2 separate regions of the Mus musculus genome follow, and region 1 is linked to region 2. Evidence: chromatin contacts called from ENCODE Hi-C or POLR2A ChIA-PET data. All regions are on one chromosome and are shown on one strand. The core of a region is the stretch at or near the end of the contact, and the rest is flanking DNA. Distances in the headings are between cores, read along the strand shown. Region 1 holds the start of Tent2 (terminal nucleotidyltransferase 2). Region 2 holds the start of Zfyve16 (zinc finger, FYVE domain containing 16).

Region 1 (2,872 bases), core at 295-2,794, 660 kb before region 2:
ACCTGCATTATGCTCAGAAAGAACGTACTTCAGAGTAATAATAACAGCAAAAAGTAGGTCAGTTTACAATGTAGATCTTTCCATAACAATAAAAACTTTCTCTGGCGGGTGATAAATAAGGGCAGTAGCAGCTGACAGACAGAAAAGAAATAGAGAATGAGCCATAATTATAGCCATATTTCAGTACTTTTTCAGTGCTGGGTATTGAACCCAGAGACTCATACATGATAGGCTGACATTTTTGTTTGTTTGTTTTAGGTTTTTCGAGATAAGGTTTCTCTGTGTAGCCCTGGCTGTCCTGGAACTCACTCTGTAGCCCAGGCTGGCCTTGAACTCAGAAATCCGCCTGCCTCTGCCTCCCAAGTGCTGGGATTAAAGGCGTGCACCACCACACCTGTCTTGGCCCTAGCCTTCTTATATGCCCTTTTTATGCCCGAAAAGACAAGCAAGACAGGAAACCAGAGCCATGTTGAAGATCAACTTAACTGACATTTATAAAATACTCTACACAATAACTGAACATACTTTATTACCAAAGCACAATTAACATTTACCACATCAGATGATACTCGGAAGCACGTGACAAGTTTTTTAAAAAATTATTTAAATGATTCAAATATAATTTATAAAGACTTTGCAAGTCAAGTGAAACGAAAACTCTTTATCGAAATAAGTGGGATTCAGTTAAGTTATTATTCATATAGTAAGTTATCAAACGACTCTAAGTATTATCACAGAAATGACCTCAGTTTGTGAATTAAGGTAGAAAAATTAAAAATTGAATAACTATTGAGTTCGAGGCCAGCCTGGTCTACAAAGTGAGTTCCAGGACAGCCAGGGCTATACAGAGAAACCCTGTCCCGACAAAACAAAAACAAAACAAAAACAAAAAAACAACCAAACTAAAAACAATGGGGGAAAAAAACCCAGAATAAATAACAAGAAAACCAAAAAGCAGTAAACAAATCATTACTTTCGGGATTGGGAACGGTCAGATTCTACGGGGACAAAACAGGGCTATTGTTTACAGATATTCATCAATAAATCAAGCAGTTTAGACAGTTTCACCAGATACTAAAGTTCTCTCAATGAGAAACAATGGTGGGTATTTGTTAGACAAGTGAGTGCGAGCTAGGGCAGGGTAATGTGTGGGTGGTTTTGGGGGCCTTAGAGGCATGATTTTGTCTCCAAGAAACTGTTTTTGTTTGTTTGTTGTTGAGGAGAACATCACCCACGATTTCATACTGATCTTTCCAGCAATGGGAAGGTTGGTTTTGGATATCTCCTGGAAGGCCCTCCATGGACAGAACAGGCCTCCTGGAAATGGCCAGCGGCACGTAACTTAGGAGGCGGCGCCAGCGGAGCGGGGTGGCCTACTGCCCTGCGGAAGGGCCGGGCTGTACCTTCCCTCGCCACCATCTCAGCAGCCGCCGCAGACTCCCTGGCTGGACCAGGGTGGGGCTGTGCGCCTGCGCAGCTCAGCAAACGCGCTCTCCAGTGTCGGCTGCCGGAAGTCTGACCTTTCGCTCCCGCTGATGATTCCTTTCCGGGGTCACGTTGATCTTCCGGGTCCTGTGACAGGGTTGTCTACGCCGCCTTTTCGGCGACTTTTTAGTCTTCCGCCTTTTTTTTTTTTTCCTCCCCCACCCCCCTTTCTTTTTGTTGTCGCCACCCCCAGCCTTCCACGGCCGCGCGGGCCTGGCCTTAGGCTCGTGACTCTCCGCCGCCCTGCCCGCCCGAGCTGGGCCTCGCTGCGCCGGGCCGCTGGCTGCTCCTACCTCTGCCTGCTCGGGCGGCAGCTCCGGCCTGGGAGCGTGTTGGCGGGCAGTGCCGCTGGGCCCCGCTCGGCCCTTCGGCGTGGACGCCGGTGAGTTTCAGGGCTTCGGTGGGGATGCACGAGTGCAGGCCCCGGTCCCCGGCCGGGCGCGTGAAACTTGGCTGAGACTGGCGCTGTGTTTTGCGCGGGAGAGCCTGGCGCTCCCCCGGAGCTCCCTGGATTAGGGGCGTTCCCAGGCCGCCGGACTTTGGGAAGAATGTTGGCCTTTCTCTGATCTGTCTTCTCGCTAGTTCTCATGTCGCCTCCCGCCCTCTCCTCACTCCCTAGACCGAAAGAGTAAGACTGTCTTGATACTCCCTCTTGGAGTTCCAAAAGGCAGTGGAGACCCAAGGTAAATGTCTAAATTAACGAACTCTTGTGGAAGGCATTTATCTCTGAGACAATTAAACAGCATGGAGTCATCTCAGTCAGGTCAGGACTGGCTGATGGTCGAATTCACTTTTCCTAGTCATATTTGTGGTTGGGCTCTCCTTTCTTTAACTGCTTAAGAACACAAGGGGCAATGTGTTTCCTGGTATCTGTGATTTAAGTTTCTTGTTTTGCCCTATTTGAGCGTTGTTTAAAGTAATTAGTTTGTTGATAAGAGGAAGAGGAAAAATTGTGCAGGTCAAACAGGATTGGAAATTTAACGTGTTTAGCGTATGGTTTTTGTGAAGTCACACTACCATCATAGTACATAGTTTAGTACTATAGGGCTTTGCTGTGTTAACAGCTATTAACACGGTTAATCTGTACTGATTAGTAACCTGTAATAGAAACACTGGTTGGTGTGAATTGCCCCAATTGTATGTGTTCGAGAAATACACAGACTCTGTGAAACTCTTAGATGGAATTTAATTTTTAATAAAAAGAATGCTCTGTTCAGAGCCTGAAGGTGGTTTTGACAGTGCATGCTGAGCAGGATCTGGGAGTTACACTTGTGTTGTAGAACAAAGAACTGATCCAAGACACTTAGAGTGCACACATAACTTGATTAAGCCATGCAGTTCTTGTAGGAAATTGCTACTTTCTCAGGAATCTTGGTGAAGAGACAGT
Region 2 (2,700 bases), core at 31-2,530:
CTACTTTATATGTGAATTTGTGTTAACTTATATCCACACCAGGATATGAGAGTATCCACACTATTCTCACCAATGAATTCATCTATAAATTAAGCAAATTGGTAAAACAGATTTATGGAGAATACACTGTTTCTGCTATATTAAGTTTGAACATCAATAAAATGTGGTAGACATGCTATTTTGTGAACTGATTTGCATATACTTTAAAATGTTGTTTTGTTCATTTAAAATAACTCTTATTTGTCCTTACATTGTACTATATACTTTTGCCCCTAATTTGTATGCACAAGCCACTGCTTCTGAATTGAGGTTCCAAAAAGACGACGGCCCCATTTTATCTGTGACAGTGTCCAACGTATAAAAGTGAAAATACACACTGTACTTTGTAGAATTATTCTTATATTTTTGGTTGTGAGACTAGCCTTTAACGGCTGAGCCATCTCTCCAGCCCTTGTGGAATTATTCTTAAGATTAATTAGCTAATGTAAGCGAAGCATCTCTTTTGCATTGTCTGTCAAAGAACAGGCCAGTCACCTTACACAACCAAAAGTTTTGCTCTTGGCAAAAATCAGAGTTTAGAAGGGGAACCAGAAGTAGAGATGCAGAATCTCTGAAAGATAAACTACAGTTGCCAATTACTGAATTGAGGACCTGAGCTCTGACTGTGAAGTCTCTTGAGTACAAATCACAGCAGCGATAACGCTTGTAATCTCTCGAAAGCCTAGGCGAGCCAGCAGTCCCCAAGCTGGTCCGGATACTAATTTTCTCTTCGCTCTCTTTGAATTTTAGAAAACTCGTGGTGAAAATGCGAAGGCCGAAGCAGAGAGCGCGCGCGAGGCATCGGGCATCTCCTTCCGAGAGGGTAGCTGGCTTCTGGTTTTAGACAGCAGCCGCTCTGGAGGCTACAGAGGGTTGGAAATGCAGAAGTACAGCCAGAAGTGCAGGGCGGCGTCGGCCAATCCGCTCACCCAAGGACCGGCATTTAGGAGCTGCCCGGAGGTGAGATACAGTGTCGGCCGCTGGATTTGGCTGGTGCAAACCGGAGTGCCGGGTCAGCTGAGCTGTGGCACTAGTCACCTCCTGAGGCCAGCAGAAGAGCGTCCTTGGAACAGCGTCCGAGCGCAGGATCCCAACGGAGTCGCCTGGCCACTTCCGGCGCGCCCGCGTGGACTGGCTCGGACCCGAGCAGCGCGCATGCGCATAGATCAAGCCTCCCGGAGGGGGCGTGGCAGCGGGAAGCATTCTCTGCGCCTGCGCCCTTCTCTGCTAGGTCGGCTGGGGACGAGCTCTAGGCTGGCGTCGCGCTGTCCTGGGTGTCGTGGCCGGGTTACTCTTCACGCCTCACTGCGGCGTCGCGTCGAGTCCCCGAGAGCTCGGCGGGGTGTGGGGAGGTAAGAGCCTCGGAGCCGCCACCGGCCTCTCCTCAGCGTACTGCGGGCGGAGGGGCGGGGCGGCCTCGGACTCGCTAGGCTGCGACGGCCCGGCCTCGCCTTCCTCCGGGACCCGCCTGCCACCCTGGGCTCTGTGCGGCCGAGATACCCGACCCCATCGCGGGCTGGGCTGGGCCGGGTCGGGCCGCACTGGATCCCGCGAGTCCCCGCGGCGCCTGTTGTCGCCGCCTCCTCCGTTTCACTGATGCCTCAGTGTTCGCTCGCTGTCTTTGGTGCCTCTGAAGAGATGACCTTAACTTTTAACAGTTAACCTGTTTGTGCGACCGTGATTGCAATTTGTTACATTCCAGACTCATGTTCTTGGTTAGCCATGTCAGAAAACCAGCCCGTAAATTTAAATATTAACTTCATCTTTTAATTCAAAGAATAAGTTGGTGATGTCATCCGGTTCCGTCACTTACTCGGCTGAGTTTGGCATTTCTCGAGTTGGCAAAAGTTTAGTGGTTTGATCGTGTCTGTCCGATTTTTCACATAACTTCTTTTTTCCCCCTTCTCTTTGATATTAAACTACACATTTAGTGGCAAGCTATTTAAAAATTAGAGGAGGGAATTAGGAATGAGCTAGTCACCATTCCACCGTGCAAAAGTAACCAGCCGCTTACCATTTTGACATTTTTCTTTGTCCTTTTTTTTTTTTTTTTTTTTTTTTTTTGGCCCCTGTTGCATTTTAAACTTAAAATGATAAGAGTGTTGCTCACCTTTCCCATGTTTTTAAAAGCTGTACACATATACCCATTACATTTTTTTACTATACACATAATAATATGAGCAAAAACAATCTTTTGAAGTAGCTACCTTACAAATAAAACTAATTTTTTTGTCCCCAGTCATAATGCCAATTACACATAGTATCCTATATGGTTGAAGATAATGACAATTGAAAAATATTCAAGAAAATGTAATTGTTAATGCAGAATATTTACCATTTTGAAAATTAAAACTCTGGAAATTCTTTTTTTTCTTCACATATTCACTTAAAAATAGTCATACAATGAAGCAAATACTTTATTATATTAAAAAATCTTGGTTGTTTTTAAATTCTAATTCTAATGTACATTGAACATTTTCTTCATGATCATATTACTGTCTTTCACAATTTTATACCCCTTACAGTCTAGTGTCCAACTGCCTTCTAATATATTTTTATTATTTTTATATTGTTAGAATATTTTATATCATTTTTAAGGAAAATAATAAAATTATCTCCTTTTCTCTTTTTAAGTAAAATGTAGAGAGACATAATTTAGCT

Evidence for each region. A loop is a pair of places that touch in the nucleus more often than their neighbours do. ChIA-PET counts read pairs that join two places held with the same protein, here RNA polymerase II (POLR2A).
Region 1: a map of heart shows a loop between it and region 2 (13-fold over the local background). The contact joins the promoter of Tent2 here to the promoter of Zfyve16 in region 2. A Hi-C loop is called at or near these places in 1 of 37 maps with a recorded cell type or tissue (heart). POLR2A ChIA-PET finds 5 or more read pairs at or near these places in 1 of 5 experiments (Patski).

The regions. Positions count from the first base shown.
Region 1 is chr13:93,191,089-93,193,960 of GRCm38, reverse strand. Tent2 (terminal nucleotidyltransferase 2) reads left to right here and starts at 1,544. Exons shown (of 15, transcript NM_133905.3): 1 at 1,544-1,867.
Region 2 is chr13:92,529,390-92,532,089 of GRCm38, reverse strand. Zfyve16 (zinc finger, FYVE domain containing 16) reads left to right here and starts at 1,280. Exons shown (of 18, transcript NM_173392.4): 1 at 1,280-1,391.